Linked DNA regions of Homo sapiens: regions 1 and 3 are each linked to region 2. The links are chromatin contacts, found by Hi-C or POLR2A ChIA-PET in ENCODE. All regions are on one chromosome and are shown on one strand. Each heading gives the region's core, a stretch centred on a gene start or an enhancer-like site at or near the end of the contact. The rest is flanking DNA. Distances are from core to core; before and after follow the strand shown.

Region 1 (3,450 bases), core at 174-2,673, 4.6 Mb before region 2:
AGGAACTTGGCAGTGTGGTAGATGGAGGGAGGCGGAGCAGAAGGCAGGGTGCTGTTTGTTGTGATCTGCCCATGGCTTACTGGCTGTGTTCTGAGCAGAGAGGGCGTCTCAGGGGACCCATCAACCCACATCGACGTGGCTCCCAGAACTTGGCCGCACGTGCTTGGAGGAGCTGAAGCAGGGTTCCAGCCAGCCCGCTGGGGGCCTTGAAGTAAGGCTCTGTTGCACTCCTGCTAACACCCTCAGAAAAGCGGTGGGAGGAGCAGTCATTCTCAAATACCACAGCTTCGAAGAGGATCCCTTCTGACAGTAACATACCACTGCACAAAGCAGGCTCACTGAGGGAACTGGAAAACTGTTCAGTTCTGTGGCTTTTACGGGCCATGTAGACAGAGGAAGGGGGCTAAGATGTGTAAGGGAATCAAAACCATTTCATTTCTCTTTGTGCTTACTGGCCAGCCGTGTCTCCTCTTCTGTGACTGCTCCTGTACTCTGCCCATTTATCTCGTGAGTTGGTTTATCTTTTTCTCATTGATAAACTGAACTTTTAAAGACCTGCATATTAGTTCTATTTCCTGGGGAGATGTTTGTGGTTTTTTTTTGTTTTGTTTTGTTTTGTTTTGTTTTGTTTTGCTATGGTTATGGGGTGTTACTGTTGAGCTTTCACTTTAATATAGTTTTTTTTTTCTTTGTGGTTTTTACTTTCTGTGTCTTCAAATGACTTCTGATGAGAAAGTACTGGTAAACAGACCTATTTGTCTGGACAAGATTTATGTGTGTAGCAGAGCAGGGTAGACATAATAGTCATTTTAGTATCTTCAATTATTTGAAGACTATAAAGTCCAATAGACAAGCCTATATAGCTTCCAGAAGAACAGCAAAAAATGGATGGAGGCTAGAAAGGAGTAGCTCACCACACTGTGAAGAACCCTCTTACCCACTGGAGCTGCCCACAGTGAAATGGGATGGTCAGTAGCAGGCAACCGGGAGGAGGCTGTGCAAATCCTCATCAACAACACAGCTTTCACCTATCACATAGTGAGACTCTAAACTCTGGAAACCCATGTCTTACTCTGCTTCTTCTCTCTTAGGACTTCCTGGGGACATTCTGCTTCCCCTAATTTCTAGAGCAAGTTCTGGCGGAGGTGGAGGAAACGCACTGCTGATTTTAATTTTAGAAAAAATTTAACTATGATTAAGACTCAGAAAATGACAACGATGGCCTAAAATGTTTTTGTGTATTCTACTTGCCTTGGTCACTTGACTTCTGCAATTTTTAAAATAAGTGTTTGGGTCCAAAGAAAATAGCCTTATATTTGTTTCAGTTGCTACAATTATATGACCTCTTGTCTCTTTCAGCACATGATTTGAAGAACAGCAGAGATCTTAGAACGATCTACTTCAGTGATTCTCAAGAGAAAAGAAACACTCTCCCCTGGGAGTGCACAGAAAAATTACCTCAGGGACTTTTTTTTTTTTTTTTTTTTTTTTGAGACAGAGTCTCGCTCTGTCGCCCAGGCTGGAGTACAGTGGTGCGATCTTGTCTCACTGCAAGCTCCACCTCCCGGGTTCACACCATTCTCCTGCCTCAGCCTCCCGAGTAGCTGGGGCTACAAGCGCCCACCACCATGCCCGGCTAATTTTTTGTATTTTTAGTACAGACGGGGTTTCACCGTGTTAGCCAGGACGGTCTCGATCTCCTCACCTTGTGATCCGTCCGCCTCGGCCTCCCAGGGAGCTGGGATTACAGGCGTGAACCACCGCGTACGCCGCATTCTTTTATTTTTTTATTTTTATTTATTTATTTATTTTGGGATGGAGTCTCGCTCTGTCGCCCGGGCTGGAGTGCAGTGGTGCGATCTCGGCTCACTGCAAGCTCCGCCTCCTGGGTTCATGACATTCTCCTGCCTCAGCCTCCCTAGTAGCTGGGACTACAGGCGCCCGCGACCACGCCCGGCTAATTTTTTTGTATTTTTTAGTAGAGACGGGGTTTCACCATGTTAGCCAGGATGGTCTCGATCTCCTGACCTCGTGATCCACCCACCTCGGCCTCCCAAAGTGCTGGGATTACAGGCGTGAGCTCAGGGACTTTTTTAAAAGGACTTCCAATGCCATGCCCTTTCTCCCTCTCCTGGCCACTGAGATGTATTCCCATAGGGACAGTCAAGACCCTATGGAAACACTGCTATGGATGAGGGTCCTAAGGAACGGAAACAGCTGAGAATCATGGATCTAATGAAACTCCTTCATTGTAGAGATGAAGACACTGAAGCCTTGGAGGCTCACATGACTTAACACCGACAACTGACTTATTGTCGGGTCACCCTGCACACCCAGGCCTAGTGCCCCCTCCATCCAGCCGCATGGCTCTGCCTGACGGTTCTGTTTATCCAATGGGAAGGCATTCATGTCAAACAGCCTTTGTGTTAAAGCAGGAAGCTCTGTGCTGGATGACAAGGTCAGGGTTTTTAAGGTCCCCAAACAAAATACAACTTTCTACGAAATAATGTAAAATCAGCATTTGCCTTCAACTGCTCAAGGAACTGGGTGATTGGCCATGCCAGATGGTATGGCTCTCACTTGCCGCAACACCTACTGGAGGCTAACAGAGCAAGGCAACACAGAGAGGCTGAGCTTGGGAAACAAGCAAGTGAAGACACAAGATCTGCTTCTGCGGTTCACTGCTCTTGCTCTGACTGTCAATGAGAGGGAAGTGGGAACTGAGAAAAGAAAGTGGGCGTACTACTGGACGTGGTAGTTTCGTCATGAATGGGGGAAGTTCTGGGAGCAGGCACAGTGTATGCCTGGCATTGTGATTATTTCTGAAAGGATGTATCTTATGGATCACTAGTGCAATCCTAGAACAGCTGGCTATCCCAGAGAGTAAGCGCCAGCATACTCCCTCCACACAGCTATTTTTATTTTGTGAATGCAGGAACAAAAAAAGTAGTGTGGATAAATTCAAAACAGAGGAAATCAGGCTGTGCAAAAAATGTGTCATTTAAAGACTATCTCCAGGAAGCAGAAGAGAAGAAGCAGGAAGGGGTACATATATGTAATTAGTGGGATGGATGAATTACCGGAACTTGTCAGGTGTTGAAGAGCCCTTGCCAAATACTAGTGAAGTAATTGTGTATTTCTAGGTTTGATTGCTTCTTTCAATTGGAAGTCAGGTTATCAGTGAATCTGTATACTCCCCCAGCTGTGTTCTGATATGAGTGTGTGTGTACACTCATATGTGTATGTGTGCTAAATGAAGAGGGAGTTAAAGGGAAGCAAAGAACAAGCTGAGAAAATTGGCAATTGTTGAACTTAAATGTCAGGCCTTGGGTTAGAGAAGTATCCTGTAAAACAGCAATTATTAATCCTATTGTATACATCAAAACATCAGAGGTTCAGAGAAGTTAATAAAATTATTCAAGCTGTCCCAGCTAATAAATGGTAACACAG
Region 2 (3,585 bases), core at 377-2,876:
ACTGGGACCCAGCATATTGAGTTATATTGGCACAGAAACTTCACTCTGGGTATAGATTTACCCTAGTACCTTGCCGGCAGGATCCTATTATTCATGGTTGTACAAGCAAGGTTCAGGGAAGAGGCTGGCACAGAGAAGGTACCTGGTAACTGTTGTTTGAGGCTGAATTCAGCTCAACTCAGCTCCAGTAGAGATGGTGTCCCCTTCTCTACCGTGTTGAGATAGTGTGCAGTCCCTTCCTAAGGGCTGTTACCCACCGCAATAGGACTTGTCAGCTTCAACTTTTAAATTTCTCTGCTCCCGCTGGGACCCACCCGCTTCAAAAATCATCATGTGGTTTTAGCACCAATTTAGTAAACACAAACTGTCTGAAATATTTTGATTTTAGAGAGTTACTTACAATCACCACATTAAATGATACCTTTCTCCCATGCAGTGAAAATGACAGCAAAATGGTCATTGAATAATGAAATTAATTTTCTCTTGGGCATCTGTGGCAAAGCACATGATTTCAATGGTTATCTTAGATCAGCCCAGTGACCTTTACTGGCATGTTGTAACATCAGGCGCCTTAGGAAACTGAAAACTCAATCGTCACTTCCCATACCACTGCCCCAGGTTGGCAGGGCAGGCATTTCACATCTAGAGTCTCATTTTAAAGCAAGCCTCGCTTTTCAAAAGTTCATTAACAAAGTCTCACAATTAAGAGAGCAGCCCTGTGACTCATTTTTGGATACCTGTAAATAACAGCTCCTCCCTCTGCTGAGAAACGGCTGAAACAAGTGCGTGAGAACCACAGGAAGTAATACAGATCTCAGCTGGTGTCAGCGGAGTCTAGAAAAAGGCAGAATTCCCTCTCAGGACGGCGTGGCTCTCGCAGGCATTGCCACTACTTCTCTCCATGTTTCTAAAACAAAGTCTTACGTGGGCTTCGAAGGGACTCCTCGAAGGCTCTATCAATTTCTCCGTCTTTCCTGGCTACTGAGTGACACCGCCAAGTTCAAGTCAAGAAGTACCCATTCTGGTGTTTTTGACACAGTCACCCTACTAGGAAGTGAAGAGGTGATAATAAAAAAACACTCCAGCCTTTCGATTTAAAATAAAAGTAGTCTTGGGTGGACACTTTATAAAGGCAGCCTACCAACAGGTATCCCTAAAATAATTCTTACGAAGCACTAAATCCTAAGTCCCTCAGCCTCTGAAATTAAAAGTAATTTTAAAAAATCATTCTGCTTTATATGAGAAACCCAATGCTGTGTTTCCGAAGGTGCCCAGAGGCGGCGTGAGGACCTGCGCCAGATCCAAAATCCCACCTAAGGCACAGCCGCGGGTCCCGAGCCTAGACAGTGCCCCCGCCCCGACCCGCCCTCCCCGATCTCTCCGCGCACGGGGAAAATAGTCAGGAAGAGAAATGGGGGCTCAGGAAGAGAAAAACAAACCTGGACTGGGAGCGAGAGTGCGAACCGAGAAGCCCCTCTCCCGGCAGGGCGCGCGTCCCCTGTGGGCGCAGCGATGGAGAAGGAAACCTGTTGCGCGACTCCCGGCGGCTCCGCTCCCGGCGCCTCCTGCGGCCGAGGCTGAGTTCCTCCACGGCCGCCCGAGCTCCGCGCCGCCGCGGCCGCATCTGGGCGCCGCCGGCTCAGCCCCCGCCGCTTAGGAAGCGACCACAGCTGGGGACCAGGCCCCGCCCCGGGATGACAGCGCTGGGGCGCGGCGGCAGCCGGCTCACAGAGCGCGGGTTCCCGCCCCACCCAGAGTCCATGCGCTCGGGACCGCCCGGAGCCGGGGACGCGCTCCAGCCCCTCCCGCAAGCCCAGGGGCGTTCCCGCGGGCTGCGCGGACCGGCGCGGGGAGTGGGATGTTTGCCGCCCAAGACACTTCCTCCGCTCGTCCTCTGGTCCCCAGGGCAGGGAGCGCGCTGGACTTCCCCCGGGAATCCCCGCTGCGCTGGTGACATTTGCAGTCCGGTGCGTTGCCGCGGCGAGGACGCTGGAAGCCGTCTCTGAGCGTGGGTGTGGCTGCGGAAGCTGCGGCAGGTCCTGCATCCCTGGGACCCTCGAGGACGCGGGCGAGGAGCCTGCGGTCACACGGAGGCCGAGCACCGCCTTCCCAGAACCCTGCCGACCAACCTCTCTCCAGTCGGCCTCAACACCCGCCGGGCTCATCATTCTCTGGATATCAACTGAGCGTCCCCTTGTGTGCCCACCGCGCTCAAAAATACTGCCAAGACCCACCCTCCAGGTCCCGGCACTTTAACGGGGAGGGATAAATAGAAAGTGTGGATTGTGCCAGGTGGTGGTAAAGCACCTTGAAAAACAAGGCTGAGGCTGAAAAGTAAGGAAGTGATACTCAAAAAAGGAAAAATCGGGCCGGGCGCGGTGGCTCACGCGCGTATTCCTAACACTTTGGGAGGCCGAAGGGGGAGGATCTCTTGAGCCCAGGAGTTTGAGACCAGCCTGAGCGATGTGGTGAAAGCCTATCTCTACAAAAAATAAAAAAATTAACTGGGCGTGGTGGCGCACGCTGTGATCCCAGCTGCTCGGGAGGCTAAGGTGGGAGGATCACTTGAGGCTGAGAGGTCAAGGATGCAGTGAGCCGAGATCGCGCCACTGTACTCCAGCCTGGGCGACAGAATGAGACGCTGTCTCAATTGAATGAGAAGAAAAAAAATAAAACTAAAGAACGAATCCTGCCTTGATGGCAGAATGTTTAGACACAGGAACCACCTGAAAGCTCCCAGTTGCCAAAGATGGAACCATTTGAGCAACGAAGTAAACTAAACAAGGTAGTATTGGATTACAAGCCAAAGTAAAAAAATCCATGAGTCTACACTGATATAAATAAATAATTGAATAAATAAATAAAAGGCGGAGAGGAGACAAATCTCCTATACAGAATAATTCCAAATAATTTATGTAGATCATGTACCCTAGGCTGTGCACAGTGACTTCCTCCAAAATAGTACAATGTGGAAAGGGAAAAACAGTAGGTTTACAATGGAGAAAGCCGACAGACACTACCCCAGCCAGATGTTCTAAGCCAACGTCAACAATCGTGACTCATTGATGGCATGTAGTCAATATGATGTGATGAATGTGGCATATTACATGTGTGGTCTCCCTCCTGGAAAACCATAACCTCAGTCTCATAATGAGAAAAATATCAAACAAATTCCAGTAGTGGAACATCCTACAAAATACCTGACCAATATTCCTCAAAGTTGTCAGGTTATCAAAAGTAAGGAAAGTACAGTCCAGACGTGGCTCACGCCTGTAATCCGTACACTTTGAGAGGCTGAAGCGAGAGGATTGCTTGAGGCCAGGAGTTCGAGGCCTGATCTGGCCGACATAGCCAGATGCTGTCTCTACAAAAAATAAAATAAAATAAGGAAAGTCTGAAAAACTGCCGCAGCCTAGAAGAAACTCAGGAGACGTGAAAACTAAATGTAATGTGGTATCCTGGATGGGATCCTGGGACAGAAAAAGGACTTGGGGAAAAACTAAGGAAATCTAAATAAAGCATGGACTTTCATTAGTAATAAGAATCAAGGTTGATTAATTAGTTGTGAGGAATGTAATGTAAGAT
Region 3 (4,022 bases), core at 220-2,719, 3.1 Mb before region 2:
AACCACTACCACTGATGCAAAACACATACACATGCACTTACTGCTTTTGAAAAAATAAGTGAAACCTACATTAACAAAGTTATTCACATAGAACCTGAAACAAACAAAAATCTAGTCCAGTGATATACTTTAATTTCGCTTTTCCATAATACTGGTATTCCATAGAAGAAAATCTTTTATTAATATTCTATACTACTACATCCGACACCAGATGACTAAAGTTTGCAATGGTCCAAAATTCTGTAAACCCATTAAATGCAATTCATACTTTATTTTGGCAGTATTCATTTCATCATTACTTTATTTGGATGCTAACGCAAGTACTTCTAAGGAAAAGCTGTCATATAATTACTTTAGTCAAGCATTCAGTAGAGCAATAATCAAACCTCTATCCCAACATTTTACACTTGTAACAGAATGAAGATGAGTACAACATACATTTTTGCAATTTACTATTAAGGCCATAATCATTTTAGGGCATTAGACCTATATATATATATATATATATATATATGCACACTTTTAATTAACTCTGACATACAAATACATGGCTATTTATGAGAAAGGCAGGTATTAAAACCGAGGCAAGTTTGTGTTTCTCATTAAGCAGCTGGTGACTTAATTCGCTGCATCATTCTTTCTGAATTACAGAACGCTATGGCAATTATCGTGCCATTAACAGGCAAAAATCTCAGTACTTTTTAACAAACATAATGATAAAAAGAACCCTGTGATTTCATATCGTAAGCCACTTACACCACATTTTAAGGGAAAAGTGATGAGCAAAGGTGTGGTAGAACAGGTTTGGCTTTTTGATAAACAACATTCATTAGACACCGTTTCCAAAGGAAACTTCGAAGTTGGTGAATCATATTAAAACGCTTGAATATAAAAGCTTCCAGGTTATTACTGGCAGTGTCAGAATACGATTAAAGGTCGGATAATAGTTTGAAGCAACCTTGAACTGATTGCTGCATGTGCAAAGGGGAGAGAGAAAAATCAATGAAAAGGAGTAAGGTATCAATCTCCAAAACAACCCACCGAAGAAACGTTTGCCAAGGGAGGAGCGAGCCTTTTATTAGAGTTATTATTATTATTATTGGCGTTCTCTTCCCTTGCATTCCCATGTAAAGCCCGAGTAGCCCCCTTAAAACAACCCCAATTTTTCAATGACGGTGTCGCGGGGCTGCGCGCTCCGTTCACCTTGCAGAGCTGAAAGTGCTCGGACTGGAGCGTTTCCTGGATCTCCGGCTCCCGGTTCCCAGGCGGATGCTGCTGCTGTTGCTGCTGCGACGCCGAGGACGAGCCGGCGGTCAGGCCGTCCAGCACCTTCCTGATGTTGAATTTCCTCATGGTCTCGGAGGGGCTCCCCCGCAGCCCGGGAGGGGAGGCACAGGGGGTCCCCGGGCGGGGGAGACCACCCGGGGCCGAAGGCAGCTTCGACCGCGGAAACGGAGGAGTGGGAGTGTGAGGGTAAGGAGGCAGCTGGGGGGAAGCAAAAGATAATCCGAACAGGAAATACTGCGACGACAAGAGCGGCGGCCGCAAGAAACCTGGGCGGCGACCCCTCTTCCTCCGAGGCCGCCGCTGCTTGGCGCGGCTGCTGTGGTGCCGATTCAGCCGCCGCCGCCGCCGCCTCGCTCCGCGGCCCGGCAGCAGCAGCAGCAGCAGTGGCGGCGGCGCCCGAGCCCGCTCAGCCCAGCCTCACCTGGCCGCGGGCGGACTCTGCGCCGCGCCGCCGCCCCGGCTCGCCCCCGGCGCCGCCACCGTCGCCGCTGCGTCCATGGCCCGCGGCCGCGCCGCTGCTCGCCCGCCCCGGCCCCGCAGTCCCTCGGCGCGTCCTCCGGCTCCTTCTCCTCCTGCCGGGGGTCGCCGGCTCTCTGTCCGCGGCCGCCGCTCGGCCTCGCACACAAGGCGCCTGGTGTGGGTCCCCGCGCCGCCTGCCTCGCCCCGCCTCGCTCCTCCGCCGCTGGACCGGCCCGCCCTCGCCGCTCCCGAGCCCGGCTGCGTTCCTCAGGCGCCGCCGCGGCCGTCGGCTCTCCCCGCCCAGCCGCTCCCCATCGCCTGACAGGGCGCCTCGGCACACGGCACCAACGCCCGCCCGGAGCAGCAGCGGCAGCCGCGGTTACAGCGCGGGCCGCGGCGGTGGCGGCAGCAGGGCCTCCCAGGAGCCGGGCTGCGGTACCTGCGCATGCGCGCCGCAGCCCGGTTCCCCCACCCTGGCCCAGCAGGCCCCCAGCCCCCCAGCCCGAGCGAAGCTGGGGCTTAAATTATCTTCTGCGAAAATCCCAGACGCTGGCTAAATTTCTCCCACCCCAGTCGAGTTGCCAGAGTATGCAGCTGCTTCTCTTGCAGCTGGCATAGTAAAAATGTTGACGACTAACAAGCAGCAGGAAACCTTTCTTTCCAATTCAGTCATTACAGCAGGGGTTGATGCTTTCTCGCCGTTAATGGGGTGCACGCTCCTGGCCGCTGGCTGCAGTATTATTTTTCTTGCTTTATTGACGGGCGTTGTTTTTGTTTGATTGGATTTGAGTTTTGAAAAAGAGCGTCTAGACAACGATATGTCAGTGGCAGGAGGATGATGGACTTAGGTACTAGGAAAAGGAGAGAAACCTAGACGGGAAAAAACGGGTTCTTTCCTACAGCTGTTACTGTTGGTGGAACGTGTCTGGTCTTAGCAGTTAGCTGCTGGGATGGAAGAGGCTGCCAGCGGGGAACGGTTCCAGGGCCGGTGTCAGCCCGGGCCGATGACACTACCCCGCACCCAGCCCCTCGCCGGGGAGGAGCGCGGGTGGCAGGAAACGCCGCGCTGCCACTATTTTTCAGAACCTTCAATCTGCCCTGACGCTGATGAGCCACTCAGTAATGCCCTGGGAGCTTCACTCTAGAACGGGGAAAGGGGGATAGGATGAAGTTTTTGCTCAGATCTTTCCGAGGCCGCACTGCCCATCTCGCGTGAATGCTTGGAGACAAATGCCTGGCTCAAGTTGGAAAAGACAGACAAGAGATTGTGCCGGGGAAACCCCCCGGAGAGTGCGTTCAACAGGACAGGTGGACGGAAGCACAGGTACTTGATTAGGAAGGATGTGGAAATAGGAAAGACGTAAGGAAGGAAGGAAGTGCAGGAAGACTAATCCTAATTCGGGGAGAGGGGGACAGGTTCCTAGCGAATGACTCCTCGCGCGCTCTGGTCTGCGGAAAAGCCACGGAACCGCCACAAAGGGTTTTTTTAAGTTCCAAACCTGTCAGAAGCACCCGCCCTCTTCTTTGTGAGGTCGGCTCCCTCTCCTTTAGGGAAATTCTCGTCACCCTATTGGTTGAGTTAACCAGCATTCAAAAGCAGTCAGCGAACCAACTACGACTGGGCCCAGGGATTTCGGGAAATGTAGTCCACTCTGCAGCTTCCGCATCCCAGGACGATGTCTTGCATTTGGAACCTACAAAATTTTGATTTGTCGTTTAATATTTATTGAATTAGTTGATTCGCTGGGTGCAACGACCAAGAAAACAAATGTGAGGACATTCCTAAACTATTTCCAAGTGGCTCTGAATTTTTTATTAATTTAGTTCTCTAACATTTTGTTGTCAGGCGGTGTGCTAGGTACTAAAGACACGAAAATGCAATCCTTGCTTTCAGCAAGCTCACTACGGTCTAACGGAGACGACTTTTAACATAAATAGTAATTGTAAAACGATGTGATGAGTCCAATGATGGAATAATGAAGGAGGACGGCAGAGGGCCACTTAACTGGCCAGGAAGGCTTGGACATGGTGACGCCCACCATAGATCATGCCGGATAAGGAGGAGCAGACCTAGCGAACAGGAGGCAAAGACCATTGGAAGACAATGGGGAAGAGAGCCTCAGAATTACCTTGAGAGCTTTTTAAAAGTACATGTGATTCCACAGGGGGAAATTGCAAAACAGACAGATCACAACCCCATAGAATTGTATGATCTGCCTTTTTACTTACCTAGGTCTAAAATAAATCTATTGGATAATTTTTCATCATTGGATTAT

The links. Hi-C counts contacts between places; a loop is a spot of excess contacts on that map. ChIA-PET counts read pairs that join two places held with the same protein, here RNA polymerase II (POLR2A). Pooled maps may share reads with other maps.
Region 1: a loop to region 2 is called in a map with no recorded cell type, with 8 times the contacts of the local background. The contact joins the enhancer-like site here to the promoter of STX11 in region 2. A Hi-C loop is called at or near these places in 1 of 37 single-sample maps with no recorded cell type and 2 of 50 pooled maps. POLR2A ChIA-PET finds 5 or more read pairs at or near these places in 1 of 52 experiments (BJ).
Region 3: a loop to region 2 is called in a map with no recorded cell type, with 10 times the contacts of the local background. The contact joins the promoter of STXBP5 here to the promoter of STX11 in region 2. A Hi-C loop is called at or near these places in 3 of 37 single-sample maps with no recorded cell type and 9 of 50 pooled maps.

Annotation. Positions count from the first base shown.
Region 1 is chr6:148,757,889-148,761,338 of GRCh38, reverse strand. The region is part of intron 1 of UST (uronyl 2-sulfotransferase); the gene reads right to left. It overlaps LOC107986659 (a long non-coding RNA gene), which reads left to right. Exons shown (of 2, transcript XR_001744408.2): 1 at 1-507; 2 at 1,360-3,435. Among named protein-coding and RNA genes, the nearest start is that of UST, 13 kb to the right of the region's middle. RefSeq lists an enhancer at 1-621. Within about 2 kb of position 1,423, at least 10 of the 41 ENCODE cell types and tissues checked have a DNase peak (open chromatin) inside an H3K27ac peak, as active enhancers do.
Region 2 is chr6:144,148,558-144,152,142 of GRCh38, reverse strand. It overlaps STX11 (syntaxin 11), which reads right to left and starts at 1,626. Exons shown (of 2, transcript NM_003764.4): 1 at 1,440-1,626. RefSeq lists a silencer at 1,500-1,939.
Region 3 is chr6:147,201,864-147,205,885 of GRCh38, reverse strand. It overlaps STXBP5 (syntaxin binding protein 5), which reads right to left and starts at 1,469. Exons shown (of 28, transcript NM_001127715.4): 1 at 1,204-1,469. The coding sequence starts at 1,353. STXBP5-AS1 (STXBP5 antisense RNA 1) reads left to right here and starts at 1,272. Exons shown (of 11, transcript NR_034115.1): 1 at 1,272-1,473. LOC124901422 (a long non-coding RNA gene) reads left to right here and starts at 2,315. Exons shown (of 2, transcript XR_007059803.1): 1 at 2,315-3,070; 2 at 3,593-4,010. RefSeq lists silencers at 1,327-1,516, 1,687-1,766, 1,787-1,836, 1,867-2,286.